Regions from separate parts of the Mus musculus genome. Here region 2 is linked to region 1. A link is a loop called in an ENCODE intact Hi-C map of the cell type or tissue named here. Cell type or tissue: left cerebral cortex. All regions are shown on one strand. Links, peaks and the distances in the headings refer to the core of each region. The heading gives the core; the rest is flanking DNA.

The links. A loop is a pair of places that touch in the nucleus more often than their neighbours do. Peaks named below come from ENCODE experiments on the same cell type or tissue, not always from the same donor. Only the 100,000 strongest peaks of a DNase experiment are listed, where the experiment ranks them.
Region 2: a loop joins it to region 1, with 2.5 times the contacts of the local background. A loop is called at or near these places in 2 of 42 quality-filtered maps.

Annotation. Positions count from the first base shown.
Region 1 is chr3:62,318,451-62,335,637 of GRCm38, reverse strand. No RefSeq gene overlaps it. Among named protein-coding and RNA genes, the nearest start is that of Arhgef26, 12 kb to the left of the region's middle. In left cerebral cortex, for the core only: no CTCF peak of the experiment used is centred there; a DNase peak (open chromatin) is centred at 7,535; H3K27ac peaks cover 773 bases.
Region 2 is chr3:62,264,841-62,280,604 of GRCm38, reverse strand. No RefSeq gene overlaps it. Among named protein-coding and RNA genes, the nearest start is that of Arhgef26, 66 kb to the left of the region's middle. In left cerebral cortex, for the core only: no CTCF peak of the experiment used is centred there; a DNase peak (open chromatin) is centred at 8,681; H3K27ac peaks cover 684 bases.

The sequences.
Region 1 (17,187 bases), core at 6,063-8,562:
CTCTCTCTCTCTCTCTCTCTCTCTCTCTCTGTGTGTATGTGTGTGTGTGTGTGTGTGTGTGTATTCTCATCACAGTAACTTGGCCAATTACTGCTTTCAAGAAACATTCCAATTTCAGAGAAGTTGAAAAGCAGGACTAAATACTCTTTAAAATTGAAATGAACGGGTACATTGAGCAATGGACTTTGCTGGTATACTCAAAAGCCATATTGAATTAATGGAATAGTCAATGGTATACCACAGGACATATTTCTGCATTTACTTTTAATGTGCTTGGCACAATAATTTAGCTAATATAAAGGGAGTATGTTGATTGGACTTATTACCTTTGCTACTATATCCGTGCACCTTTTATTGGATTTAGATATTCTTTCCACAAATAGTTATTTAATGCAGTTAATAGTGAAGCAATGGGCCAGGCCTACTTGAAGACTATAGCTTGTCTCAAGTACCTAAAACATTAAAATGAGCACAGAAGACACTCAAATTGAGAGATCTGAGAAGCTCCTTGGTCTATAGAGACATCGGTTAAGAGGACATAACAAGGCCAAATTATTTCAAGGTAGAAAAGAATTAATGGCCTCTAAAAGAGATGTTCCAGTGTGGATACACTGTGGGACAAGGACTAGACTACCTACATTTCTTAAGTGCCAACTATATTAATCTACTGAACAGATATGGTAGATGAATTCTGTTTTCAGCTTCAAAGATGTATAGGGCAGCCAAGTGTGGCTGCTTCACAGAGACGGAAAGGGAAGATTTGGGCATGTTTCCCAGGGAAGACAAAGGAGCATACTCTCCCTCTTTGCTCCTTTACTGAAGAGCCTGAGGATGCCCTCTAGATAGCTGCAGCACACACCTACAGAATTGCAGAAGCAGCCACGTGAGAGTCTGCCAGTCTGTCCTAGTGGACAATACCATACACAGGCGCTGTGGATTAAGGAGTGAGCTAAGTGTGTGTTGGGGCTTGGAGGGATAGACTAAAGTCTCAGTGCCATTCACAATCCTAGTGTTAACAATTCCAGTTTAAGAATTTAGAGATTCTTGTTGGAAGTTGACTGTCAGTAGAAAGTGGCTATCATCTCTGCAGCCATCTCGGGCTATTTACTTACAGGTGTTACTTTTCCACCCTGATGAGAGACTTGATGTTTTTGCAAGAAGGCCACCACAGCTGAACACTCTGATAACATCTTGGTTTTTCTTCTACACATTCTGGACCTCCAGCTGCACTACCCGTCGTGTGCATATATACCCATAGTTGCCTTCTAATAAACGAGACTTGAGACTCCAAACTTAAGATTTGAGACTCCAAACTTAAGACTTGATCCTTGATCCTTGACAGCCTGTGTTGTCTCCATTTTTAGAGTCTCTTGCCCCTCAGTCCCCACTCTCTCTCTTGCAGACTCCGTTGACTGACCTGCAGACCAAGTCAGATTCTAGTCCTTTTGAGGTGGACCATCTCTGAAACGCTGAGCATAGCAGTAAGACATGCATATCTTGGGCATTTTGTAATGCGTGTTGAGTTCTAGGCACGCCTGAAGATATACAAGATCCCTCTGACGTCCTCCCTCTGTGCACAAGTAAACATTTGTTTGCCCAGTATATAAAATCCTATGTTCCTTGGGTTTTCTGTCTACTCACTGTCAAGGGCTTCTTGCAGTTTGGATACTGACAGTCTCAAGGAAAAGGCAGGCTTGCCCTTCTGATTTCCAATTCTCTGACTAGGACTTTTCTGATACAAATAAAAATCAGACATGATATCTGGTTAGTAACAATATCAATTTAGGTTTACCAAGATAAAGATCCCACAGTTACAATTGGTAGGGAGGCTCTACAGCATGGCCTATCAGGAAAAGGAACGTGCAAAACCGTTTTCCAATGGACCAGCAGTATAGTGGTTTCAGTGCATGTGGGGAGAAGACCACGCCTTTGGCCCTCTTTCTTTCCTTTCTGCCCAGTGACATGGACTCGGCCAAGGACAACTTGATTGTTCAGAGGTGCTTAGGGTTCAGTTATGATCCTTGGGGAAGTAATAGAAACCTCTGTATTCTCTTTCTCATTTCCCCCTCCCACCCCCTTTCCCCCAGAAGATGCTGTAGACATGAGTTCAGTGGGATGGTCCCTTCCTACTCTTGACTCCATGGGTCTGATTTAGTCAATGTGGTAAGACAACTGCCTGACTCCAGGGACACAACCAAACTAGAAAGAGCAGCATGGTTGAGGAGGAGGCTGTGTGAAACTTGGACAAGAAGGGGAGCTCTTCCTGCCTTCTTCAGTATTGTGAAAGAATTAGTGCTAGAAGGCAAGGACCAGGCCTAGGTCATCACTCATCCAACTTTATGCAGAATCCTTTAGCTGAGTAGTCAGAACTCAGCTGTTGTGAATAGTCTCATCACACCCTGGCTAAGGGACAAAAATTTACATGTAGGCCTCTTTAGACCTTTTTTTTTTTTTTTTTTTTTTAACAACAAGAACTTCCCCAGTTGTTGGATAAAATCTGCCCACAGAAAGTATAGGGAATGAGAAGTAACAGCCACATATAACTTCTGCCTCTGGTTTACTCCCTGAGTAAGGGTTTATGAAGGGAAGGAGGGTAGAGTTGCCATGGTTAGCAAACTGGTGGTACTGTTTTGTTTAAAATGCTTTTCTTACCTCTTTCTGTGCCCCAGGAAAGGGTAGCCCCATCTATCTCCCTCTTCCTTATATTTGGATTGGAATGGGAAAATAACTGTCTTTGTACTGATAAGGCAGTATCATGCCTAAGCATTGTTCCTTCTTTGACCAGATTGCTAATAGATGTCCCTGCTTTGCCTGCATCGGTTACAAGTTCCTGCCCTCATCCGAGGTCCTGAGCAGAATCACAAAGACTGAAGCAGGGATGGGCTTGGCCCTGATTTATTTTCTGCATGCCTTTCTGTATGTATCTTTCTTGTTCTATGAAGAATTATTTGGATTGTGTGAACTGATTCAGGATACATAACCCAGAGAGCTAAGGAAACCATAGAGCTTTGGCCTTAATAGTATTGCCGCCTTTTCAGAATTTTTCTCCTCAGACTTATGTTTACAGATTGCTTTTCAATCTAAGAATTATGAAAACTTTTTTCTTAAAAAGTAAAGTTCAGTGGAAACTAAAGCAATTTAGGGTTATCTTTCTTTGCCCTGGATTTTTAGGTAAACATATTCTTCTAAGAGACTGTGTGGAAGGGGGGCTTTCATTTGGAATCTGGTCTATTTCCTAACACTATGTTAGAAATGGAATGAGAGTGAGGAAGAAATGCCATGATCCGTGGTTCATTCAATCTTCCTTCAAAGAGGGAACTGAGACATGACTTCTGTTTTGGGGTGGTTATTTTGTTTGTTTTGTGTTGGTGTGTTTTTGTTTTTGTTGTCTTCTCCTTCACAAGGAGGAGAAGGTAGGAAGGACTTTTGGGTAATAGTTCCTGTTATTTCCCTCTTTGGTCTATTTTGGTTTAGGATTTGGTTCTGGTTTTTGTCCTACCAGCACCAATAAGGCACTAGACTCTAATCTGTATAGATATAAGGTGGGCTCAGTCTAGCAGGTACCAGAAGGGCAAACTAATTTTAAGGAGATAATGGCCCCTACTACAGTTGACAATGGTTAGACACTCTCCCTTTCTCTAGTATCTTACTTAGTATTAGTTACTTACACAGTTTAGCATCACCTCGGGTATAATAAATAAATAAAAGGAATCTCAATTGAATGATTGCTTTTATTGGGTTGGTGTGTGGACATATCTGTGGGAGATTGTCTTGATTGCTAATTGATATAAGAAGGCCTAGTCCATTGTGACCAGTACTATTCCCTGGGGTATGATCTTCAGTCATATTGAGGAAACTAGATAAAAATAAAATGGAGGGAGCCAGCAAACAACATTCCTTCATGGTTTATGCTTCAAGCTCTGGCCCTGATTTTCCCAAGTGATGGGGCTGTGACCTGGAAGTGTAATCAGAACCAACTTTCTTCTCCTAAGCTGCTTTTTGTGGTGATGTTTTGATCAGAAACAGAAAGGATCCAGGTGGTGGTGGCACAGGCCTTTAATCTCAGCACTTGGGAAGGCAGAGGCAGGCAGATCAAGTCCAGCCTGGTCTACAGAGTGAGATCCAGAACAGGCAGGGCTACACACAGGGAAAATGTGTGGAAAAACAAACAAGCAAAAACAGAACAACAAACAAAAGAGGAGGAGGAGAAGGAGGAGGACACAGAAATGAGCTGGACCACTTACCTTCCATCCCTTAGCAACAGAATCCCTATCCTCTCCTTTTAAATTTGCTGCACCAATCACCCTGTAATCCTATTAACTGCTGAGTGAGGGTATGAAGAAAGGATTCTCTCACCTTCCTCTGGTTTGAGGACTTTTTTTTCTCCATGCATTTCTACCATTCCCTGGCCAGAAGTTACCTCTAAGCATCATTGCATGCTGGTATCCTTGAGGAATAGGTCAGGGTTAGTATGAAAGTCACCACTGTTTTTAGGTTGGAAGGTTTTCTTTCTTTCTTTCTTTCTTTCTTTCTTTCTTTCTTTCTTTCTTTCTTTTTATCATTATTGTCATCATCTTTATCATTATTGACATAAACAATCCATCCTACATATAAACCCTTGGGGGTCCCTTTGTCCTCAAGGCAACCCATAAAAATAAACTGTATCTCTCCATCTTTAAATAGAAATAACTTTCTCCTGTGTTTTGAACAGCAAATCATGGTAATAAAATCTGTTATTTCTAAATACAAGAAACGGGGAAGAGTTAGGTCAGAAATAGAAAAGGCTAGAATTCATGGAAGTAGTCTCAGAGGATTCTTTTTCTTTTTTTCTTTCCTTTTTGTAATTCATTTATTTATATCCCAAATACAGCCCACCTCCTGGTACCCCTGTCACAAAGTCCCTTACCCCTCCCATCTTCATCAAGTCTCTAGGCATCATCTCCCACTAAGGCTAGATAAGGCAGCCCTATTGGAATTCACAGACAGGCGCCAACTTTAGGGACAGCCCCCCCAACTCCAGTCATTGGGATACCCACATGGAGATTGAGCTGCAGGGTCTTCAATGGCCACATCTAGGAAAATTTGCAGGCAGATTTGATCAGCAGGGCTGGGTTCCTTTGTTCCCAGTGTCCAAAAGTTGCAGCATCCGTTTGGATGGTCCACAACCGTCATAAAGATGATTGACATTTGACACTAAAGATCTCCAGTGCCTTTCTGTTTTGAGGAGATGTTAACTTATTCAGAGAGAGTAAGAGCTCAGAGAACCCTCTAAGTTTATGTGACTAGCAGCCCCAGTCAGGTTTGTGTGTTGTTCTTGAATTTCAAGGATGAGATAAGCATTTTAAAGCCTTCTCTCTTCACTGGGTTCCAGTCTGAGCACACAAGATGGAAGAACAGGCTCTTCATCTCTTTTAATAATTACTTGCCTGGGGTCTTGTTTTATTTACTTAAACACTTTATCAGTAGATATTAACTATACTTAATGGGTATGATTATGGAATCTTCATACACACAAACATAATGTATTTTAATCTTATCAAGTCCTTTTTACTCTCTTGTCTGCCTCCCACTTCCACTGGTACCCTACCTCTTCCCATCCATTCCCCCTCTACTGTCACGTCTTCTTTAGAGGTGACCCAAAATGAGTTTAAGTAAGGTTGCTTCCTGGAACCTGGGTAAAGGGTTATTTACAGACATATGGACCAGTGGTTCTACCATGGGAGAAAATGTCTCTCCTTCCCCAGACACGGTTAATTGTATATAAATCCTTACAGAGTGGCTCAGATTTATGAACTTCTCTATCCTTCATGAAAGAATGCTGAAAATCCCAGTCCCTGCCGGTCTTGTGAAGGTAACTCTAGCTGTTTTGAAGCCATGGCCAAAATATGTGGTGAACAAAATGGTTAACAATGCTTCACACACTTCCTCCAGCTCATGTGTTCTTTCTACCCCTTCTTCTGCCTTGTTCCCTGAGCATCACAGGGTGTGAAGTAAATGTTCTAGTTAGGGCTCAGTTTTCTTCAATCACTTATTTTCATTATTTGGACCAGTTATGTGTCTTTAAGGCAACTGACAAAAAGGAAAAAGAAAACTTCACTCCAGCCAAAGTTGACAGTGTGTTTAATCTATAGTAAGACACCTATGTAGTAAAAATTGGTATTATACAAAAGTAAAAGCAAAACAAAACAACAACAAAACCAAAACCAAAACCTTCCTTAGTAGTTTCTTGCATGGCCCTAGAGGGGCATCTACTCTCAGCAATATTCTCTAGTTTACGGATGCAATAAACATATTATGGTAGATGCAACAAGCACATAGATCCCACATATTTGAAGCACAAACCATGACCCACTGTATTAGTCAGAGTTTTCTAAAGGAACAGAACTAATAGAATAATACATATACACACATATACATACATATACTTACACATATACCTATAAATATGCATACATACACATAATTCAATTCCATATATATAATTTATTAGACTGGCTTGTAGGATGTGGTCCAGGTAGCTCAGCAATGGCTGTCTCATGACAGGAAGGCTGAAAATCCACTAGTTCTTCAGCCATGAGGCTGGATATCTCAGCAGTCCCAATAATATGCTACATAAAGGAAAAATGTGAAATTTCTTGAGGTTTCATCTTTTCTATAATTCATTGTTGTATTCCTTCTATGCCCAGGGTATCGGGGTAGGTAAAGTCGTAGAATAAGTAAATTAATAATCATAAATAAAATGACAAAACCTGAACATCTTTTTGAACACAACTTGGGTTTGGTGTAATGTTGATATACTTAACATAGAGTCATAACAATGAAATTACACACAAATATCCTCTGGGCAGGCCTGGTCCTTTCTGTGGATATTTTCTAATGGATGCTAGCATCAATGTCATTTTTCTTTTGGTGATGATTTACCAGTGGCTTTTCACTTCATTCTCTGAGCTTTGTTGTATTCTAAATTTTCTCTGGATTAATGAAACAGTGTGTAGAGTCACAACTCTTGTTTCATGAACTTTGATAAGTAATTTGAACAAAAGTGCATCTGAATAAGCCACACTGTTCCTTTGTGTGAAGAGTTCTGTTTGCAAAAGAACTCAAGATAAGCCAAATTCTGTTCGAACATTCCATTTTCCAAGTAAAATTATATCAAGAATCAGGTGGGGATACTTAAGACTGGTCGGTATTTTCAAGTTTTCTCCTGCCCAGAACTGTTTGGAAGAAATCCAGTCTTACCTATCTTAAAAATCCAGTAGGGGAAAAAAAAATAGCTGAAATAAACTGAACCCCATGATTATTTAGCTCTGTGTTCACCAAGGTGTTTGGGTATTTGATACAAAACAAAAGCTTTTTTAGGCATACTTTTCAAACTCTGTTTTGCCACTGACTTTTTACTGTACGAAAAGAGTAGTTAGTACCAGAGTAAAACCTTCTGTGTTATACACATCCAGGCTTGCTACTAAGCTACTCTCGCCCAGCAGTGGCAATCAAGTTTGAAAAATGCTTTCCCAATGGAGACCTGCCACCTAGCAACCACTTTGAAATGCTCAAGACAACTCAAAATGCCCAGTTTTGAAACTGATGGGCTGTTGTAGGGACCAAAGCCATTAAAGAAAAGGCACTTTGTTTTTAGGGGCAAAGAAATGCAGATTAGGGGGATTGTTTAATTGCTCAACTGATTTTGTAGTAATGTTGGCAGATAAAATACAGATGAAAAGTTACATCAGATGAAATACATTAAAAAGTACTCTCACTGTTAACATGAAATTCAAATTTAACTGGGAATACCATATTCCCATTCATTAAACCTGGCAATCCTATTTCAGAGAGACTTTTGTAGTCAGGTGTATAGGGATGTTTGTAAAAACCTGTATTACATATATTGATTCAATTCTTCTAGGGCCACTGGGCTCAGGACACCTGTCTTGGAACACGGTCACTGGGCCTTTGAAGGAACCTGAAGCATGAGTATGGATACAACAGAAGCTTGCAGATGAGCATAAGAAATCACTCCAGGGTTGGTACTCAGGAAAGCCAAACTGGGTAGAGGACAGGAAAAGAGAAGTGTTGGGCCCACAAGGTCTGTGGTACCCTTCAAGGTGAAATGGTTTGTAATAAGGCAAGAGATATTTGCTCAGAAATATGGGAGGGGGTGGAAGTCACAGGAAATCAGTAGTTACTTTCTTTTGAAGAGGGAGGAGAAGGTTGAGAAGTTGAGATCTTTGCAAATATGTTCCCTCTGAAACTTTGGCTGAGGTGGGAGAGGTGACTCCTGTGATCAGCTGGAGGGCATTACATTGCCACCTAAGGCACCTCACCAATCCTCAGCCTGCTTGCATGGGTATGTGGTGTCCTCTTTGGATCAGACAGGCTTAGTCAAGTCTTTCTCTCCCAGCTGCTCCTGCTCCAGTTCTGAACTGGAGAAAGTCTATCATTTTATTCTCAGTTTGGCATTTTCCTCATGGTCGGCAGCCATGCTTGGCTAACTGAATCCTGCAGTGCAAAATACTTAAAGCACTGAATATACATAGAATCTCTGAAGGATGTAGCTAGCTGGGAAGGGTTGATTAAAGGGATAAGTTGGAGAAAAGTGAGATATATTTATGGCACAATATTCTGTGTAATTGTCCTTATTTATTTTACTATGTGTGCATGTCAGTGGCATACTATATTTAATAAGAATTTAAGTTTAATCACTATGCATAGACAAATTCAGCCCAGAAATCTGACTCAAATTTAATCTATGTATATCTTTGTTTTAAAACAACTAATTATGATAATAAATTTTATAGTAGGCCTAGATCTGACATTTAAAAAGCTTTCTGGAAAATGTGTTGCTTTAATCAGTGACAAATCAAGAACATTCACAAAATCTTTCTGTGCATCTTCTGGGTGTTTCCTCTGATTTTTGTGCCAGGTTGTGGTTGTTTTATTTATCCAGATATTTAAAATTTAAAGTAAGAGTCACAGATGTATGTAATTTAAAAATATGTGTGAAATAAAAGGCCTTATTAAGCATTCCCTTGGAACTAGCAGTAGAAACATCATTGTCTCTTTATTAATTGGGCATCTCTAGGCATTAGAGTAAGTCTAAGCTCATATCATCATTATAAAATGACTTCAAGCATTATGTATATTTATACTATAGAATAATGCATAATAGTGCATTCCTCTCACTGAAATAACCAATTTCTCTGCCTATTAACATAAGAGTCATGCGTTAACTGTGGAATAAAATTTTCATTATGGATATACTTTCTAAAATACTAACACCAAAAAGAATCAGCAAGCATGCAACAGAATGGGAGAATGTTTTATATAAATATAAATGGCAAAGGTCTAGGATCTAGACATATAAAGAACACAGTCCAATCCTTGAGGAGCGCTTGGGAAGACAATGGAACGCACGCATATAGAAGTAAATTCTGATGGTTCTAAAGCATTCACATAGTGTTTAATATCATTAGCCATCAGAGGAACAAAAATTAAAACCACATGTGCCAATAGCTGCCAAAGATATTGTTATAGTCACACAATGTTAAATATTACTCATTTCCCTGAATACGGGGTCTTGTTCTTTAAAATAGATCTGATGTCCAGATTGGATGAGAGCAAAGAATTGGAGAATATTTGCGAAGATACCTTACAGGGGCTACAGAACAAAGCAAATGTTCCTTGGTTCACAAGGGCAGAGATCTCAAAGTCAAGTGAACATACAGATGGGTGCAAAGCATTTCAAGGCACTCATACCTGTTTCCTATACCTGGGATGTCTTAGTCCTTTACAAGTTCAAGGCCAGGACCCATAAAGATGCAGGTAAGTGCATCCAGGTGTCTTTGGGGCACTTGTCCTTAGCCCTGATCTTGAGGAAATGATAATGTGAACCATTTCATAGGCACATGGTGTTCCATCAAAGAAGCCTTTCAAGTGAGTAAAGATATTGATACTACCTAGTTAGGGATGTTAAAGGAGTTGTAGAAGAAAGACTGGAAAGCCTCACTTTCTTAGGATAAATAGAATTAAAATAAGTTTCTGTCCAAAGCTCTGGTATGTGTTTGGGGTATATTTTTTCACATATATTTCATGCATTGTTTTATCCTGTGTGTGTGTGTGTGTGTGTGTGTGTGTTTAAACTCGATATTTACTTGAGGTGTTTAGGAAAGTAATCTTTGCTCACCATATAGTTTGAAGATATTTCCAGTTATTCTGACTATATTTGTGTATTCAGTGTTACACCACACATACATTGAAGTTGGTATTTTTAATGTCATATTTTGAAAGGCTTATTATATTCTAATTATGGGGGGAGAACTACCCAGAGTATTTTCTTGGTTATGAATAGTTAGAGGAAATATTTTACCATTCGTACTATAGCTGTTATAGGAAGGACCTTTTGTCAATTATTTTCCTGCTGCTATGATAAAATACTCTGACAAAAGCAGCTTGGGGAAGGAAGGGTCTATCTTGGCTCAGAGTTAATGGATGAATTCATGGCATCCTGAGCTTGAGGGACTGATTATATTGCATCCACAGTGAGACAAACAGAGGCTTGTACTTAGCTGGCATCCTCCTCTTTTATTCCAGACAGTATCCAGAACCATAGAACGAGGCCATCTATTTTAGAGTATGTCTTCCTACCCCAATGAGCCTAATAAGATAGTAATGCCTCCTAGGTATGTCCAGAGACTAGCCTGATATAGATAATCATCACAATGCCTGTGGCTTGTTTCCTAGGTAACTCCTGTCACTATTAATCATAAAAACCCTCAAGAGCTGTTCTTTCCCATCCTTTCTTTTCACAGTCAGTGCACAAATCACTGCCACTGTTGCCACCTCCTTGGGCATTGCTGACTGATCTGTACCAGGAGACTAGGAAAGCCTTGACATATCCCTTATACTCTGAGATTGTTTCAGTAACTTAATATTCTGCGTTTTTTAAACTGGAAAACTTCACAGTAAAAATGTAGTGACCAAGGATTACTGGAGAACACTGCTTGAATTTGCTTTCTTGCTTGAGAATTTCATATTAGGGCTTCAGTATTTAGATCAAATGTATACAGATGTGTCTGAAAGGTTACATTTCCATGTATGTACATGTGAAAATCTTAGGGTGATTTCTTCAATTATTCTCCACCTTTGTTTTGGAACAAGGTCTCTAACTGAACTTGGAGCTTGATCATTTGTGTAGACTGTCTGGGCAGCAAGACCCACAGACCTGCCTGTCACCATCCCTCCAGTGCTGAGGTTATAGGCAAGTGTTGCCAACCAGCTTTTTATATGGATGCAGGAGATTTGACCTCAGGTCTTTGTGTTTGAGTCACAAGCTCCTTATCCACTGAGAATCCCTCCAGGTCCCAAATATTTATTATCTTATTATTTAAGGATTGTGCACTTACATATTTACCTCAGATATACATCTATATTGTTATTTATTTTGTTCCTCTATGATTGCAATGGTTTTTCTAAGTTTATTTCATGATTCAACAACTGACCAACATTTGAGAAAGATATTTCTCTTTTGTTTTAATTGTGGAAGATGTATAGGACCAAGACGTTTTCTTTCTCTTTAGTGAATTAACAAGCCCTTTTCAAATGCCTTTTAATTGTTTTAAAAAATTAATTTAATTCACCACTCTGTGTATCTTTCTGTTTGAATAATGGCATGTTTTCTGGGTTCAGGGATATTCAATTATAAATATAAGTTTCTTATCTTCTGTTCCTAGTTTCAAAGTTTTACGCTCCTCTAAGATCTAGAGGCCTCTTGAACAACCTTCTGAGTCACCAACTTTATTGTCTATTACATGACAATGGGGCTTTACTTATTTCTACCTTGTTTTGATATTTGTTATTTTCTTTTAAATATATATAAAACTGCTTCTACCATCTGACGTTTTCAAACATTTTTACAAAGCTCACACCTCCTAAAGAGGCTGTATTTAGAATATACAAATGATATAAAATGTAAAGAAATTTTTGAATGGATATATAATTTGAACATTTTTATCAGAAAACGATATAGGAGTGGAAAATTAGCACAGACAAATTAATACACACCACTATTTTATACAAAAATATTATTAAAACTGTCAAAATAAATAAAATAAATAAAACTTATAAATAAAATCTAATGAAAATGAATACATATCAACTGCCAATTAAAAATTTTTAGAACCTGACAATATCAAGTGTTATGACAAGGTTATAAGTGACTGAAACTATAGTAACCTTTTGATGGTGTTTGGCAATCAAAACAAATCCTATGTCCCAAGGACACTTGAGAATTTAATCAAAAGTAACAAAAAATACAAAAAATACTAAAAAGATCTATGAGTGAAAGTTCACAAAAGCTTTATTTATAGAAGCTCTGGGCAAGAGAAAGAGAGACTGACTCAAAAACCTCAAAAATACCATCTAGTTTAGTAGGTGGGTAGATAAACAAGTTACAGTGCATTCATACCATGAAACCGAACAAGTTATTTAATGATATAAAATATGGGGAACAAAATCTCAAGCCATTATATTAAAACAACAACAACAACAACAACAATGTAATCCATAAGGATTTATCGATGATAAAGGTAAATCTATGAGATGGCAGGACAGTGTGGGCTGGTGGAGATGTCCTTGTTCACTATGGTGCTTACACAGCTGCATATACTTCTCCAAAATTCATGGAGAACATGATTTATACTCTGCGACTTAAAACTCAAACTTACTTAAATTGAAGATAAAAATAATTTGATAGTTACTATTTCAGGTGTTCAATTTTTTTTTGTCTAACTCAGGAATATATATTTCTTTTATTAAAACAATTCCCCTTTCACTCTCACTGAGACCATGAACAAGAGTTGCTTGGAGTACATTTTCTTCCTGGAAAATTAGTTGTGATTCTTCAGAATAATCTTTTTCTTTTAGACTTTTCTTCTTCTTGTTTGACTATTGAAGTTTTATTCTAGTTTTGTGAATTCAAGATTGGAGTTTGCCATTTAAAAATTGCATTAAACTATTTAATAAAAGGGAAAATGAGTTTTCCATTTTCTGCTTTATGAGGAAATTCAGCTGGCAGTGCAGATAAGTCTGGGAGGCTGACTTTGGATATGCTTATGTCCTACTCGGAATTCACAACTTGTTGCCTTGTGTAGTGGCGGGCCACTCTCCCAAAGTTCAGTTGTTGCCACATTGAGAGTGTGATGAGCCCAGTGGACAGGCAGATGCAAAACCAGGACATTGTCTAGGATAATGGTGCATACTCATGAGTACATTGGGGCAGAAGGTAGCTGGACTATGCAAACTGCTTCAGTTAGTCTGCAGAAGCTTGGGAAATGCAACAGATGGCTTTTAGCTTGTTTATTACTACTGTGGAGAAATGTGTGCTTAACATTATCCGAGGGAGATTCTGGCTTTAAGAGAATCTGGAAACCTGAATTTTAATGGAAAAAAAAAACCTCACAATTTACAAACTTGTGTGCATAATTCAAAAATTTTAAATATTTTATGGGTCAACAGTATGCGGTTCTAACAAAATCATCTGTGTCCTTCCTGCCAGGCTCATCTTTCCCCTGAGAACTGGTCCAGAGTGGTCTAGATATTCAGATGGGATGCTGGGAGGCTAAAGTGTACTTATGTATTACTAGGATTGATGTTATGAAGTACTCAGCAGCTTCCTCGACAAAGTGGCAATTTTTGAGGCTATCAGAGATATTTTCTAAATTCATGTTGTAGTTCTACCCTTTATATCTTCTCTTCTCCTTCCCAGATGTGTATTAGCCATGTAACTTGTGTGTGGGGGAGACATTTCCCACTCCCACTTCCAGTGTCTCTCCCTCATTCATTTTAACACACATTAACTCTAGTATAGCACACTCATCAACAGTGTAGAACACACAATTTACATGACTTTACAGGGCTGGCTTTCCAGATTATAAGAGAGAATATAATTAACCCACCTGTCATACTAATTTTCAAATAAGAAAATTAAATTTAAATAGCGCTTTCCTGTGGCCCGATGTATAGCACCATCCATATTAGAAGCAGATCTGTTATTCTGTACCTTCTATTTTAGCCCAGTAATATTCTAGCTACTTCTCTACTGCTATGACAAAACATTGTGACCAAGCAATTTAAGGAAACAAAGTGTTTATTTCAGTGTACCAGCTATTGTCTATTATTGAGGGAATTCAGGGTAGAAACTCTTCCTGACGCCTTTGGATTGCTGCCTTTGAGTGTAGAACATTTAGATTCTTCTCCAGCACCATGTCTGCCTGCCTACCACAGTGCTTCCCACAATGGTGACAACTGACTAACTTCTGAACTGTAAGCCAGCCCCAATTAAATGTTTTTCTTTATAAGAGTTGTCATGGTCATGGTGTCTCATCTCAGTAATAGAAACCCAAATAAGGCAGAAGTTGCTACCAGGAACTAGGGTATTGCTGTGACATGTCTGACCATGTTTTTATTTGGAGGCATGTAGACTTTGGGACTTTGAGTTAGAAAAGCAGCTGAATGCTTTAAGTAGAATTTAATGGACCATAATAGTAGGAACGTGGAAGACAGTGATGCTGAGCGTGGTTTGAACTGTGGGGGCCTGGCTCTAGAAATTTCAGAGGAGAATATTAATGTGTGAATGTGTGGAGACTGTTCTTGAGATATTTTGTTGAAGAATGTAGCTGCTTTCTACCCCTCTCCCAAAGTATGCCTGAGGCTAAATTGGGGAATAGATTAGCTTTGGCAGAGGAAATTTCCATATAGCCTAGTCTTGACTGTGTTACTTGGTCATTAGTGCTCACTCTGATGCAGATCAGTAATGAAAAGGAGCAAACTGGGCAAGGAAAAAGTAGAAAATGTACAATTTGTGGAGAAAAAAAGCACCAGGAAGTGGAATGGAGCTAATTCTGTGTTCAAGAAGATAAACATATTAGAGAAAAGCCTGAGGTTAAATGAAATAAAGGGAGTAGTGTCCTTATGGCAAGATTCCACCCTGCTAAAGTTGCAGCTTGTGAGAAGGAATTAAAAAAAAGCTTCAGGCTGAGTGTAATGTATCATGTCTTTAATCCCAGAACTCAGGAGACAGAGGCAGGTGGGTCTCTTGAGTTTGCAGCCTGGTCTACAGAGCAAATTGCAGGACAGTCAAGCTGAGGAAATGAAGGAAACCACTGAAAACAGAGATGATGAAGATGTAATTGAATGATTGGGGCCCTGTTCTAACCCCATCAAGCAGCAGAACTTGGCAGATTCAGCTACATGGTTCTGGCTTTAGAGTCAAGGATAGAAGAAAGGGGTTATAGGATCTCTCTCTGTGACTAAGGGAAGCTGCTGAGGCTAGCTAAGCATGTGTCAGTCAGGGGTGTCCCTGCATGAATGCCTAGAGAGGCCATTGCATGAAGTTGTAGAGGTGAAACTTGGATTGCCTTGGAGACCCCAAAATGTTGGAGAGGCCAGAGCTATGGGATAGCTGCCAAGAAAGGCTGCTCGTGGAGATGATTGCTCTTTGCTGATTTCCTCACAAACTCATGCTAGCTTTCTTACACTTACCAGAACCTGTCCAAGGAACAGTGTTACCCGTAGTCGATTGTGTCCCACTGTGTCAGCTAACAATCAATATTAGACATGCCCACAAAGCCAAATTGATCTGGGCAATATCTCAATTACAGGTGGCTTATAATGTTCTGTAATCCTGGTTCAAGTGATGCAATGCCCTTTTCTGACTTCCATGGGCATTGCCTGTATGTGGTACACAGACACACATGCAGGAAAAACACCAACTTAGATAACATAAAAATAAATAAATCTAAACACAAAGCAAAACAAAGCAACCCATGGACTCACATTGTATTCATTTAAGATCCAATGGCTCCTGCCAAGGGGTCAAGTTTCTATGATGGTCAAGAGTCCTCAGGACCAGAGGAGTGGAAAATAAGTGGATCATCTGAGGAAATAAAGATACTGCTACCAGTCAGAATAAAAAGGGTTAGAGGGTTAGGAGGTGCCTATTCAGAGCCACATGAAGGATCTGTGCACATAGATAGCAGGTCCTATGGAGCCATTTACTCCCAGTTGAACAGTTATTGGCAATTGATAGCTGCTGGGGAAGAGTCACTTTTTATTGGGGTTGTGGCCAGTGATACATTGCCATTTACCAGTATATAGACCCACAACCATCGCCACTAATAGGACTCAGGGGTTATTAAAGAAAGAAGATGATGACATGAAATTGGATGGAGATGTATTGGAGGGTGGTCTGAGGAAAATTGGAGGGAGGAATAAAGGACAGAGCCATTCAAAACATGTTGTACATACCTATGATATTCTTAAAGAATAAATAAAACATTCATATGTAAAGTGGGTAGTCATACATACTAAAATTTAGACACAAATAATGCATGAAATTTTGAATGACAATAAAATAAAAACTCCTATAACCTATACTCTATGTATTAAGAGAAGTCTAATCAGGAATACTTTTGAGCTACAAGGAAGAAAAAGAGGTAGGCTTAAGGTAGATAGTAGGATTTCCAGACAGATCCATAACCACACAGACATATACACATATAGACTGCTAGAAAGTGCCTTGCACAGACAGAAGATGCTATAGCCAGAATTTCCACACAGCTCTGTCTTCGTCAAAGCACATATTCATAATCTTTTCCAGAAAGGTCCTCATTATGTTTTGGCTTCTGGATTGAAAAATACTTAAAAATGAGAATGATGCGTCCTTTGTCTCCTATAACTAAATTACATCACAATTGTAGAGTCTTTCAATACTGCATGCTTATTCGTCAATATTGTATACAATCATGAGCTTTGTAACAATGCTTTGGTCAGCAATGGACTGACTGGGTTTATAAAATGCTGACTACACCATTTAGCCTGGACTGGCATTGCAATGCACTATAGGTCTGTGTAAGTGTACTGTGTAGGTATCCTCATAACGGTGAATCATGTAACATTTTCTTAACTTGTCCTTTTTTTAAAATATTACATGCCTAAACTTATAGTACTAATGGTTACATTTGGAAGGCTATATGTATTTCTAATTATTTACATCTGTATATTTATGTCACTGGTAGACAACTGTATATAGTCTGTAGTATCTATAGTACTAATGTTACTATCCACATCAGACAATAAATCCGTGTAAACAATTCCTGAATGATCCATCTCTGACTCGTGGTTTACAGAGCACCT
Region 2 (15,764 bases), core at 7,231-9,730, 56 kb after region 1:
CTCCCCCTTTCCTTTAAATGTATCCTTAGTGTAGGTCCTCCTATTTCAATGAATTCTCTCTGGAACAGTAGTCACAGCCACACATATTAATTCTCTGTGTATTTCCTACCCCAATCAAGTTGATAAAATTGACCATCACAGCAGCTACCAAGTACTAAAAGCCAAAAAAAGAAGTAATCTATTAATGGATTTATAACATACAAAATAGTTTCTTTGGTTAAGTTTTTCCCAACTTATAGTCTACTTGTTGTATATGTGAATTTCATTTGCACCATAGTAGTTGAAGTGAGATTCAAATTTTATTTTTATTTTACTTTGTTTTTACAGTCAACTTCATTAACTCATTAATTAATTAATTCATTCCATTCACATTCTGATCTCTGCTCCCCCTCTTGGTCCTCCCTTCTCCTACTCCCTTCTCTTTTCATCTGAGAGGGTGGGGGTCCCTTCTGGGTATCCCCTGACCTGGGCTCATCACGTCTTTGCAGGGCTAGGTGCATCCTCTCTCATTAAGGCCAGAGAAGGCAGCCCAATTAGGGAAAATATACCACAGACAGGTATCAGCTTTAGGAGCAGCTCCTGCTCCGGTTGCTGGGGGAACCACACGAAGACTGAGCTGTATGTACAGCTGCTACATATGTGCTGGGAGGCATTGGTCCAGCCCTTGGAGGGAAAGGCAGTTTTTATAATATAAGAGAATAATATTATATAGAAGAGAACAGGTCTTGACATGTAAATAGTCATGAGAGAAAATTACTGAACCTTTGTGTTAATTAATCCTTATTTAGAAAAGTAGGCTCGTGCTTTACAAGGTTATTGTGCAGATGTCAATATGTTAAGGCTTCAGAGCACACTGTGTTTGCTCTGTTAACTGTGGTTACTATAACTTTACCATGGCGTCAACTAAACAGTGTGCAAACATTCCTGGGCACACTCTTCTGTGGGTTGTGTAAAAAACAAACACTCCTGTACTCTGCAGTTAATCCTGCTACCCACTCATTTATCAGTCATGAAGATTATACATAGCATTTATTTGGTCATTATGTGATGATACAAGAACTCCCTTCTGAATCTCAAAACATTCATGAGAAAAAAATAATGTTTAGCAAGGGGCAAAAGGAAAATGAAGAGATGGTTATTCTTTGTAATTTCCATCAATATAACAACCTTCACAAATTATGAGTTACTAAAACATGATTTTTCTCTTTAAAATAAACCAAGGGCTTAAAGTACTTGGCTTAATTTTCTAAAATTAAGAACTAGAATATATAAAGTAATATTTAAAAGTCATTTATCACTGTATACAGATATAAGATAATTTCTACCAAGTCATAGATTTTCACAAGATGACATGACAGATGCTATTATTGGGGATGCTGTAAGTAAGACATAAATATTGTTTATAAAAACAACTTTATGTCAACACATTAAACATGACAGCCCAAATATGAGAATGTATAGTGATAAGGACAAACTAGACAGTCATATCAGCTGTGCAAACTATCCAGTACACTTTAAAGCAAAGACAGCATATTTTGCTTGTTATTATTCAGCAGCCAGGAGGAAGTGTTAGCTTGATCTCACTGTTGAGCCAAGGTCATACTTTCTGTTACCTACCGCACAACCAGGGCAAAACACTTTTGGATGAATTAGAATAAAACACATTTTGTGATTTTTCTCTCTTCTAATTTTTAAATATTCACAGTTAATTTTAAAAATACATGTGATATGCATGTGGTAAAACTCCAGGGTCCTTATTGTTAGGGCTTCATTCATATATATATATATATATATATATATATGTTTAATGGATTCTAATAGTTTAGATCTCACTTCAGAATCCTCCCATGCTGAGCTCAGTTGCTCTTAGATATAATGTTCTAATTATATCGAATAATCAGTACATTAATTAATTAATCAGATAATCTAGGTTATCTGAGAAAATGTGCCCTGTTGCTATTTTTTTTTTCTCTTTCTATCCCTCCCAACCTCCTCTCTAAAAATACTTCATAGATCTTCCTCAGATTTAGATAGTGTTGCCTTGATAACCATTCACCAGTCAGAACAGGGAACAGATGGATGTGGATAAGTTAAGTCTGCTAGAACCAATGAGGCTCAGCTCTAAGATTCCAGCCATGGCAAACAGACTCACTCTTTTACACGGAAGCATATGGGCTGGAGTTCTTGCAGTCTCAGAGAAAGCTTGCTGGGGACGAGTTAGGAAACAATGCCAAGAAACAAGAGGCGTTTCATTTATATTGAGTGAATCTTCAGATTCTGAGACAATAAAGTATTTCTGGATTACTCACATATGTAAAGCAAGACTTTCTTTGTAGGTTTACTGTAGTTTGAATTGGGCTTTCATTATTTGCAAACAAAGCTTTCCTGGAAAATATACCGATGGGCTTGCAATGCTGCTTTTACACGACTCAGTTCCATGAGGTGGATGGAAGAGTTACTCAGATGTCTTGTTCTTACATGCACTCTTAGTTCTTTCATGGATCCACTATGTGTAGAAAATGAAAGGCTGAAGGAATTGACCCCAAATTTTGGTGTTAGAGGAAGTAGGTTTAAGTCTTATCTCTGATATTAATTAAATGAATTCTGTAATGCATTCAACCTGTTTATTTGCCTATAAAATGAAGAGGTGAATCTCAATTAACCTGTCTATCTTTCTGCCTGACTGCTTGTCTGTCTGTCTGTCTATTGGCTCCCCTCCTCAATTCATCTAAGAACACTTTCTAAATGAAACTTCTTATAATGTCCATATATAATACATGCTATTGTGATATATTGGAAGATACTGGTTTTCTAACTGTATATCCTTAGTACAGCCAGACAGCTAGCCAAGTACATGCGCTCAACAAGATGCTGCTAAATAATCAAATAAAAAATAGGGATTCTATGTTGCATACCCACCATACAGCCTGGACATTCTTCCCACTATTTGCTTGGGCTTCCACTCTTCTTAGCTATTTCTGAGGTCTCACTAAAGAAGTCCTGGTTAATAGAGTTCAATAACTAAATGATATCTTAGGCCCTTCAGTTCTAATACTTTGTAATGATAATTATGGAATTTTGGTTTATTTAAAAAAACCAGAAATATTATAGGAATATGTTTTCATTTTAATCCTAGGTGTGGAGGTAGGAGGCTTTTGGGGGCAGCCTGCAACAGCTATGTTTTATTCAGCAGAGGTGTGGTTTTGCCAGCTGCAGATAGTTTCTGTAATTGTGTGACATTTGGGATTCTGGGAACTTTTCAGGGGGTAAACAAATGCTAGCACCCTGATAGGTGGGTTGATGGTTGGTGGTCATTCAGGGTGTCTGGTTATTGTAGCTGTAAAATGTTAATCTGCTCTGAGCTCCCAGCAGGTGCACACATGGCTCTGCACCCACCGAAGAGCTCTGGATTCATGAATGAAACACACACACACACACACACACACACACACACACACCCTTTATATTTAATAAACCTTAACTTGCTAAATGGCTGGGCCCTTCCAAATCTCCCCATGGCTAGCACACACTAGTTCTGGTATTCCTGAGTTAATATTTCTAAATCTATGTTTAATCTTTGCTGCCTTGTTTCCTTCTAGGCAGCCCTCCCATGGAGACCACCATGATGGGGAAGCAGAGAGGTCAGATGTCAGAATCCAGCAAAGTAGCTTCAGGGGCCATTTCCCTCAGTTGGGTCTGACATGGTAGAGATGAAATACAGATTTTAAAAGGTGTAAACTCTGGCATGTCAGAAGGGAAAGGAGGTTAGCCACGTGGAGTTAGGGAAAAGCTCAGCCATTGAGCTAGTAGGGCATATTAAAAATAAGGATGCTTCTGTGTGTCTTTTCGTTCATGATTCCAGAGCTCTTGGGTGGACGCAGAGATGTGAGAGCACACACTGGGACAGCTTGTGGCTTGTTAGTAGTCATGCTGAAAGTAGAGATTAGATGTAGGCTCTCTCTCTCTCTCTCTCTCTCTCTCTCTCTCTCTCTCTCCCTCTCTCCCTCTCTCTCTCTCCCTCTCTCTTTCTCTGTCCATCTTTCCTATCTAGTGATGGGGTGAAACTGTGGAATAAAGGGTGGGATAAAGAAGGGTTCACAAAGTAGCAAAAAACAGCTACTAGCAAAGAAGAAACAAGAAAAAAAACAGTTCCTCTCTCTCTCTCTCTCTCTCTCTCTCTCTCTCTCTCTCTCTCTCTCTCTCTCTCTCTCCCCCTCTCCACCCGGTCTCTACTCCATCTTCATTGTCTCCTATCTAGTGATAGGGAGGGAAATGGGGAAGCATAAAGGGAGGGAAAAAAGAAGAACCCACAAAGTAGCAAAGTCGAGCTACAGTAGTCCAATTTAATAATTTTCAGTTGTGACAATGGGGGAGTACCCACTGATTCTGTCATCAAAATTGTGATATGGATATTTTGAAATGATTTTTCTTAATATTTTGTCATATTAATCAACTGACTTATATTAGATATAATTACTATGTAGATATTAATCAATCAGTATTTTATTATTTATTGACACACTATTGATGTACATATGTGTTGGGTGAAAAACTGATGTTGCGGTTTTAAAATATGCCAAATGAACAAATCAGCCTACAAACCCATCCATCATTTCAAAAATATGACATCTCCTGAGAGAATATTTGAGATCTATCCCTTCAGAGACATTTAAATGTACTTTGATGTACAATATTTTACTATCATCTGTAATCACTTTGCTGTTCAACAGATTTTTAAAAATCAAATTAATCCCTCCTACTTAACTGAGGCCCTTTCACAATTTAATGATCATTTCTCAAGTCCCAGTACCAAGTAGATACTTGGAATATTTTCAATTTGTTGGAGAGATGTCTACTTGTCCATGTTTGATGTACTACCACATACAATAGCTAAGTTATGGAAACAAGCATATCTATAATATCTATTGGCAGGTGCATGACAAGAAAGACTGTAGAAGACATACAGAATGTAACACTTTTTAATCATTAAAAGAATCTTGTCATGTAACAGCTTGTGTGGAATTGCAGAACATTAGAGATAAAATCAATCAAACGCTGACAATATTGCACATTGTCACTTATGTGTGGAACATGAAATAAACTTGTAGAAGCAGAAAATGGAATGGTAATGTGTTAGTAAGTGCAGTTACTTGAGATAATATCGCAAGAGAACAGGTTTATTTGGGTTCATGGTTTGTGAAGTTTCATTCTATGATCATATGTACTCAGTCCTATTGGGCCTATGGTGAGGTTGACTACATAGTTAGAGGTAAACCCCTTACTTCAGGGTTAGGAGTCAGTAGGAAGAGAAAATGACTCACAATCTCTTTCAAAAATATTCCCTAGTGACCTAAAAATCTCCCATTAAGTACCACCACTTAGTGTCTATATCTTACCTTTCTATACTTCCACATACTAAAACATGCTACTGTGGGATGTTTAAGACACAAAGTATTTTAGTAGTTAATTATGTTTAAATGCTTCCTATGCTCAGGAACTGTGGTAGTCTAGTTAGAAGAACAGAGGATGTGTGTTCTCCTGAAACTTCCAGTGACTATAAACTGGATTCTTCCCAAACTCTTATGTCTCTAGTTCTACCCTGGTGCTTTGGGTTTCACTTTCAGAGAATCTGATTTTAAAATAAAACATATGTATTCTTAGTGGGTACTATTATTTGCTAAATAACAGCTGATGGAAATAATTTAGTTGTTGTAAAAAGCCTTACTAAGAACATGCCAAGAGCCAGACATGGGACACTTGCTTTAATTCCAGCACTAAGGAGGCAGAAGCAGGCATAAAACAGCTACATAGAGGGACCCTGTCTCATAATAACAAATAAACAAACAAACATGTTCAAAGGAGATTCGGATCTGGTTAGTGCCATATTTTCTTCATGTAGCCAATCATTATGGAGTCATTTCATAAGACTGAGCTTATCATAAGTGTATGGGTAGGACATTTTCCTGTAGGCTTTCAGGAGACAGACTAATTTCACAGTGATGAGCTAGAGCTATATTGGTATATTGTTTATTATTCTTTCTAGGTAGTTTTGGTTGTGTACAAGTATGTGCGCATGCGTATGTATATGACAGAAGTCATCTAGGAAAGGTTATGCCAAGCAAGTGAGTTTCCTGGAGGTGGCCCCCCATTTTACATGGCTGCAATGGGTGTGCTCTGGAGAGGCACAGTCCCAGAGACTTCATCTCAGGATTGCTTCTCACTGGTGATACATCCTTCCTGCTATTATTTCACAGCCTAATGATTCCTGGGCATCAGTCTAACCTATTGGGCAAATTTTCTGCAGATCATAATGAAGATGAACTTTCATGTGTTAATGCTGTTTAGATGAATTAATGACTTCACAGCATTCCTGATTTGGTTCAAATCATTCTAGGAAAAAATTTAAAGATATAGTTTTAGTTGTTTTTCTGGAAAAATGTAATAAGTTATAATCAAGAATAGAATGTCCCACCTCCACATAGAATAGTAAGTAAAGGCTGCATAATAAGGAATACATGAGCTTTCATAAGTGGACTAGAAGAGTGCTTGGGATAGATTTGTGATCAAGGGAACACATTCATTCTAAGTCAGGTCTAAGGATGAGGCCACAAATGTATACTATGATAAAGCAAGGGCATGTGAAACTATTGCTTTGAACTTATAATGAACTTATAGAATGAAACACTGCTTTGAACTTACTATCAACATCCTTCTGTAACTCCCCTTTTGTGTACCATTTCACGTAAGAGGTAGTTTTGTGAAGAACTTTTGTCTGAGTAGGTATAAATTGTCAGAGAAAAGAAATAAAGTGTTGCTTTTGGGGCTCTGCCTCATCCACCAAATATGTAATACATATGTGTCTAGGTATATGTGTATGTATGTAAGTATACATGAACATTTGTGGATTTGATGAAACATGTGGTGGGCCCAGCCAACATTTGTGCCTGTGTGTCTATGTGTGTGCTTGACTTTCTCCCTTTCTTCCTTTTCTTTTCTCTCTGGCTCACAGAAAAAGTTAACCAATTTTGAGCCAGAGAGAAAAGTTCTCAAATAACTAAGCATTTTTTTTTCTTAATCCCCTGCTGCTATCAGCAGGCATTAAATTGCCAGAAGTCAGCATCCAGTAGCTTTTGGCCACAGAATAACAAAGAGTTAAAGAGGTTAAAAATTGCCAAAAGTAAGCAGCTTTTGGTGACACAATTGCCTATAGAAATTGCGAAAGGTAAACAAGCTTTGGCCATAATTGCTGACTCTATAACTCCTTTTGTGTTGCCTGCCTCAGTACCTGGATGTTGTGACTAACCCCAGGTGTGTGTGTGTGTGTGTGTGTGTGTGTGTGTGTGTGTGTGTGTGTGTGTACACCGGTGAACTTGCAGAATAGCTTGTGTTTGGAAGAAGATCTGAAGAAAATAAAGACTTAAGCCTCCTGGAAGAATGGATTGCATAGAAACTATGTAGAAAGGAAGTACTTGAAGCACTGAATTGTAGAAACTGTAAAAAATTGCCAAGCAAACACATAAAACATACCATTTCCTCTTCTCTTTTGTTCGCTCTCTTCTCTTCTTCCTTTTCTCTTCTCTGTTATTTTTCCGTTTTTCTTTTCTTTTCTTTTCTTTTCTTTTCTTTTCTTTTCTTTTCTTTTCTTTTCTCTTCTTTTCTTTTTTTAAAGATAGAGTCTGGCTGTCCTGGAACTCACTATGTGGACCACACTGGCCTGGACCTCACAGAGATCTGCATGCTACTGTCTCCCATGTCCTGGGATTTAAGGTGTGTGCCACTGTGGGCAGCTTTGAAACATACTATTTTGATCACAGTTTAATTTTTATATGTGGTAAAATTAATGTACTTATGTGACTTTGAAATTAAATAAAGAAAGAAACAAACAATACAACCTACTCTGTCTACTTGACTTGAAGGATGGGAATCAGTGTTTTAGGTTAGGTGATTTTTCAGAGGCCTTCTTGTTAGATCTATTTTTAGTATTTAAATTTACCTGGAAATTAATAATCAAATACAACTGAAAACTCATCGAAAGTGCGGTTGGGAGATCTTTGAAAGCTGCTCCATGTGCTTTAAGGCTAAGCTCAGCTGATATTTCTTCAAGAGGGCTTCTATGATGTTGTGTTTGTTAATCAGAAGACATGCAAAGTAGTCACTATCACATTATTTACTGTTTCTAATAGTAAATTCTTCTGTCATCAGTGGCAACCTCACAGAGGCTGGATTTTTCATTATTTTTTTCCTCAGTCAGGCCAAGCTCCATGTTTTGGCATCCCAGATGATCATAAAATGTTAGTTATAGCTTTGTTTTCTTTCCCTAGCCCTGTAACAAGAAATTAGCACCTGATCTTTTTATCATCAGGCTGATTATAAGAACTAATCACTATATTTTTTTCCACAAATGCATCATTACAAATAGCAGTTCCAATGTGCAAGCTCTGAAACCAAATCAGGAAAGGGCACCATGAATGGGTGGCAAAAATTCATGATGTTTTGATTTCAAATACTTTCCATTATTCTGTTTTTTTTTTTCATTTATTAAAGGGAACCTTTTCACATTTCAGTTCTAGGAGAGATTAAAGATATCCAATCTAATTATGCAACCTGCTGGCAAGTGCGATCTAAATGGGAAACACGTTGCTGGTTGTAGTTCACAGTTGCCACTGGAAACAGAGACAAGTGTGGAAAATTGCAAAGCAAGGCTGAGTCCTGGCATTGTCGTGCCTCTGGGAAGGCACTTTCTGAGTCTGCTTTTTCTTTCCTGTCTTTTTTGTATTCAGGGTGTGTGTATGTGTGCACTGCAGTTTCTGCAATGAGTTAGAACTACAAATGAAAGTATCAAGGTGAAAATACATGAAAAGATAAAGGAAAGCTTTAAAGGTGACACAAAATCGGTGGACAAAAGACAATGTGTAGTAGAATCTGAAGTATTTTCTGCAGATAAAATATAAGTCACCTGATGTTAGCAAACACCAGGTATCACAGCATTAAAAAAAAAAATCTCTCCAATTTCCTTGGAAGCTGCTCAAGCTACGGCTTTTGTCATCCTTGTCTCCACCAAGTTATATTCAGGTAAGGAAACAGTCCTAGGTCTCTGTGGGAAATAAGGGGTTAAATTATTTGTTTTCATTTTAGGTTACAAGATAAAACCTTTCTTTCTAAAAATGAATTTATGGATTATTTTGAACTATAGACTGGGTTTATATGACAACTCTAAAACACTTTGGATTTGAGGGGAGGGTGGGGTGTGTGTGGAGATAGTGTGCGGAACATCAAAACACACAGAACAGTTTGAGGGAAGTAAAAACACTTAGACACAAACATAGCCAGCATGTTCTTTCACTTTCATGCTTTCTGCAAGTTTCTATGTGCCTTTTCTGACTAGAGTCTCTACAGCGGAAGGATGAGTAGTCAAACCTCTGCGAGACAGCTCTTTCTACAAGAAACTGAGCTCTGTGCTAATACCTCTGTCCATGAGCACTTAACCTAGCAGTTCTCAACCTGGGGATGCAACCCCTTTGGAGGATACATATCAGAAATCCAGAATTCCGTATTTTACGTTATGGTTCTTAACAGTAGAATATTACAGTTATAAAATAGCGATGAAATAATTAAATGGCTGAGGATCACCACAACATGAAGAATTATATTAAAGTGTCGAATCTTGAGAATCACTGCCTTAAGTGTTCCTCTAGGCAGCTCTCTTGAGTTGCTTACCTTCCCACAGGGCCTAAGCTAATGCAAAGCTGTAGATGGTGAGAGTTCTTTCACTTTTGGGACCTGGAGTACTTTGATTTATCATGCTTTCAGGCTGGGTCTGTCCAAGGCATTTCTTGAAAAGTTGTGATTTGCACAAATCTTGAAATCATTAAATTTGGTGTCTACATTCTAATTCATATCCTTTCTCTTGTACTATGATGCTCCTCATAGACCTCCCAAGCAGGAATCTGCCCACACAATACACACACAAAATAAACATAAATAAATAATTATAACTAAAGAAAAAAAGAGGAAAGAAAAGAGCCCAGATTTGTTGGGCACGTATTATTTGTTCACTAATTATATCTTCTTTTTTAAGCTTACAATTATCTATATGCCATTCTGAAAATGGGATACAGGGAGGGTCTAAGAAATAGAATCACTGGTTTGAGGAAGCATAGCTGCTAAGTAATACGATCCATTCCTCAGAGGATCTCTTGTAAATAGTCAAAGATCTTGGATCTTTGATCTTTTTGCTTCCACCTTCATGCTGGTACATATTCCACCACATCTTTTACACAGTGCTAGTGGTCCACCCAGATCTTTGTCACGAGTACAGGAAAGCACTCCATGAACTGTGTTTCAGCTTTAGTCTTTCTTTTTAAATAAGCTTTAAAATTTTATTTCATTTTATTTCAAGTGTATTGGTGTCAGATCCCCTGGAATGGGAGTTATAGAGAGTTGTGAGCTGCCATGCAGGTACTGAAGACTGAACCCAGGTCCTCTGGAAAAGGAGCCAGTGTTCTTAACCACTGATCCTTCTCTGAATCTTTGCTGGGATCCAGCCTAGACTATTTGTTTTTAAGGCTGCCATTTGGCATGGAGACATTTGGATTGCCCAGGCTGTATTCTTAGAGAGGACACTCAATTTGAGGAGATCATTGTTTAGTATTGGTGTTGTATGTTCGTGTGTGCCTATGTCTGCCATAGTCAGAATGTGGAGGTCAAGGGACAACTTTCTTTCTTTCTTTTTTTTTTTAATACTTTTTATTAGGTATTTTCCTCATTTACATTTCCAATGCTATCCCAAAAGTCCCCCATACCCTCCCACCCACTCCCCTACCCACCCACTCCCACTTTTTGGCCCTGGCGTTCCCCTGTACTGGGGCATATGAAGTTTGCAAGTCCAATGGGCCTCTCTTTCCAGTGATGGCCGACTAGGCCATCTTTTGATACATATGCAGCTAGAGTCAAGAGCTCTGGGGTACTGGTTAGTTCATATTGTTCTTCCACCTATAGGGTTGCAGACCCCTTTAGCTCCTTGGGTACTTTCTCTAGCTCCTCCATTGGGGGCCCTGTGATCCATGCAATAGCTGACTGTGGGCATCCACTTATGTGAATGGATTCAAGGACTTGAACTTGGTAGGTCAAGGTTTTCACAGCAAGTGCTTTTAACCCACTGGACCATTCTGCTGACCCAGCAGGATTACTTCTGGCTGTTTTCATTCACTCACATAACTGTTCCCTTATCTAGGCATCTGTCTTCACCCCATTTAGCTAATGTCTCTTGATCATATACCACTTATAAGCACAGTGCTGGGAATTCAATTCTAAGCAAAAGTAGATATAGTTCTGTTTACATGGTTCATGTAGCTGACTGAAAGTCAAGATTATCAATCTCCTCAGTGGAGCTAAAATGAGAAATGAGGTAACTGACGGAGTGACACACTGCTACTACAGTGCATACTGGGTAAAGAAAGGAGCAGGAAACATTTCTCCCAGATATGTGGTCTGGAAAAAAAAAAGATGTAGAATTATGTTGCCAGAGTGGAAGAATGTGTTAGAAGATCTTTCAAACTGAGGAAACTAAGAAGGCTCAGTGTCTCCCTAGTCATAGGGGCAATTGGAAAACACAGAGAAAGGGCAGGACTAAAAAAGGCTTTGCATATTCATGTGAGGATTCTGACCAGGATCAAGAGGTGACAGAAACCTTTACAGTCTCTTGTGAAGTGTTGATTTAGGAATATTTTTAAGGGTTACTTTGGCTATGGAGTTGAAGACATGAGTATCCAGATGGGAGCAAGGTGAGAATTGAAGTCCTGGCCTGGGGAGGGGCTTGGGGGTCAGTGAGTAAATACTAGCAGGTAGAGGTGAGAGATTTCCCAAGGTAGAGTGTGAATGAAAAGACTCAGGGAATGTAGAATTTTCTACATTCGTGGGTTAGGGGAGAAACACTGGAAAAGGGCTCCTGTTAGAAAGAACCAAGTCAGTTGTGGGAAACTTTAGTTTGATACATTTCATTTGAGTCTTAATAAATACATTGCTTCCCAAGTTGTTTATGATTAAAGTATTTTTTTTATCACAATTGAGAAGTAAACTTATACAGCAAAGAAGAGCAAGGACAACCATCTGTATTACTTGGGGGTCAGATACTATAGGACCCTCTGATGAGTAACCTGAGAGGATATACCCACACATCCAACACTGAACTTTTGTTGGGCAACCTGTGCCTTCAAGAAGGAGCATTATCCCTATATAGGACTGCTCCATTTAAAGACACAGGCACACACATATAACTATTAGGTTTCCTATGGCTTTCTCAAACATTCTTGGTGTTATTTGGCTTCTTCCTTCCCTTTCTACTGCCCTATCCTTACTGCTTTACCCTCCTGATAGAAGATTCATATCTTGGAAAGTTTTAGCAACTAAAGTAAAACCTTGAAACTGATTTTAAATGAGAATTTTACATTCTGCTGAGTCAAAACATTAATAATAAACTAATTCTGAACTTAACAGTTACATCTCTCTCTTCTAACTCATTTCTGATTCTTTAAACTGAATGAAGTTAAAGACTTAATTCTTATCTGGCTTCAAGTTCTTTGGTTGTCATGTTGTCCTTTATATTTCCTGCCTTGTACCTGTCAATTATAAGAAACATGTGCTCTGGAATTTGGGACTTAATTAACAATTATAGTTTTCTTTTGCTATTTTGGGTTTTGGTTTCTTGTTTTCCTTTTAAACTGTCTGTTATTGCTCTGGGTTCATTGTGAATACACAAGTACCCTTAAAAGTGGTAGTGTTCTGGATCCTTTTGTTTTATTATTCCCTTAGAAATGGCCTCTCTTTTCATTTGCTGGTCTGCAGCTTATGGCTTCTTTTTGAATACTCTCTATCTGTTGGCAGTTAGTTCAACATGTGTTGTCTAAGGGGCTTCATTTTATTTACTTTGTGATAGGAAAGTAATCACTGTTTCCGTCTGAACTGCAAAAGTCCCCTGTTCAGTAACAGCTGTAGCATCATGATTATCCTGTCTGTTGCCTGGTCTCTATGTGCAGAAACCTTGAAGTGAATTTAGCTGTGTTAGAAGCAATGTTGCAGAGGTTATATGGAAAATAAAGATTAGATATGTACCTAGGACTTTATAGAAATAGACCTTAAAACTGGATTGAGAATTTAGAACCTGACAGATTTCAACCCTCATGTTACTAGTTTATTTTATACTGTTCTACACCACATTATACTGTTTGGTGGTTTGAATATGCTTTGCTCATGGAAAGTGGCACTATTAGGAGGTGTGGCCTTGTTGGAATAGGCGTGACATTGTTAGAGGAAGTGTGTCATTGTGGAAGCAGGCTTTGATGTCTACTAGTGCTCAAGCTCTGGCCAGTGAGGAAGAGAACCTCCTCCTAGTTGCCTGTAGAACAGTATCCTGCTGCCTTTGTATCAAGATGTAGAACTCTTTGGTCCTTCAGCACCATGTATGTCTGCATGATACCATGCTTCCTGCCATGATTATAATGGACTAACCCTTGGAAACTGTAAGCTAGACTCAATTAAATGTTTGCCTTTATAATAATTACCTATATAATAATTGTGGTGTCTCTTCATAGCAATGGAAACCACAATTCAGATACAGTGCACTATTCTATTTTATTTATGCTAAATTATGGTCTTACCAAATTATCCTGGTAATTATTATCTTGATAAGACTTTATATAAAAGTGAAAGTCCATAGACTCATGTTAACCTATACAAAATGGGAACAAAATAATTGATGAATTTGGGTGGAAAATTACCCTCTTGGTTTAGCAGTTCTATTCCTCGGCATCATGTGGACTAGATTCCAGGCTACCCAGTTATCTGCTTCCTAGTCTCTTTTAGCTAAAATGACTTGGATTTTACTTCTGCTTATAATAAGCTCCATCAAGTCTTTTTTGATAAATTGAAGTTCCAAGGCTTGGCCCTTTATAATTAAACAAACTAATTATAGCAAGAACAAATGACATAGAAAGAGAATGAGTTTAGATAAATTTATAGCAGATATCGGGTCACTAAACAGATTTAAAGATTCTTGTTTCCATTAATAACAGTTAACATAAAAATAATAGTTGACATGTAATTTTTTTCATAAAACACAGTTCATAGGGATAGTGCACATAAATATTTTTCTACTGTTATCAGTATTACAATAATGCTACAAAATTACTTTATCTTTGCAATAATGGAACTTTCTACAAAATAAGTACTAAAATTATTTAACTGTTCAGTCATTGAATCTAGACTGAACATACCCATCATTTAAATATAAATACTGTAATTTGAGGTAAATAATATCAATCATTAATTCTATGTTATTTATTAGAGCAAATGTTTCTACTTCCATGCTAAGTAGATTTTCCACTTTCTGAATGTCTTTTCTAAAGCATAATATACACATATAAAATGAATAAACAATTTGGAGAAAATAAACAACAAGAAAGCAAGAATTTTAAGATGTTAATATATTTTAGGAAGAAAATGTATAAAACTACTAAATGCTATAAGTTTTTGTAACTGACTAGTAAAAAAGAAACTTTTCCTCCCATGAAAGCAAAAGGATATTTTTGTTAAGTATATTACATGAGTGCTTTTCATTGTTTATTTTGTTAGATTAAGAGTCAAATATTTTTAAGTATCTCATTATTTTTGATGTTGTTTTATTACATGCTTAAGGTTGCAGCAAGAATTTTCCATTATAAAAAGCTATATTCCTTTCTAAAGGTATTAGGTACTTTGTAGGGATGATACCTAGAGATTCTTGATGCAGTCTTCTTTCACAGGATTATAATCCATTGTTTTTATAACCCTTGATACTGTTTTTTTCTGAGTCAGTTAGTAAACTATGGCTTGCAAACTTCTGATTCTCATTCCTTAATTGTTAATGTTAGCTAAATAATTACTTGTAGTACCTGTTTAGAAATAGTTCCTTGGAGTGATTCCAATCTTCATTGTCTTCAGTCATGTGTACTAGCAAAACAGCAAACAAGAATATGCAGTAGTGGCTTGATCCAGAAGAAACCATGCGGCTCCAGAGCAGCAAGAAGCAGCTGGAACAGTACCATAAGTTCTTTGGTGTGTTTCTCTCTACAAATGTAAGATAAGCAAAGATCAGAGAAGAAAGGAAGGTGAATGGGTGTATAGCATCAGCATCAGTGAAGCCCATTGAAGACCAACAATGCAATTCAATGCTAGAGCATCATCAGTGAAACCCAACTAAGACTAGCAAGGCGAACCAATACCAGACAATCATCCATTGTCTGTTGGCTTATACTTATACTCGTTCCAAATATCTCATACCCTCAAGTGTCTTCTTCAGCAAAACGTCATATGTTCTTTCACCAGGCAGTGTCCAGAAAAACACCACATGACTGTTCTCAGCAACACATCCTCTCATGTGTTTGCATAAGCAAAACATTCACTTATAGACAGTTTCTAGAAAAACATCACATAACACATCTGGGTCTCCAAGGAAACCAAAAATTTCTATTTCAGTTTCTTCCTTTCTCATACTTTTAATTACCACGAAAGGGCACTTCATCCACTATATGTAGTATGTAGTGTTGTGTTACAGATGACTCTGCCACATCCCTCAGCCCTCTATTTCACACAGAACAACCCTTCATACTTTAGTATCTGTTCAGCCACCATCCCTTCAATTTTTGCTAAGATTAAAGCAGAGTTTTAAAAGAAAATTTTGTCATAATAATTTTGTAAATAGTTAAACTACCACAATGGCAATTATATTA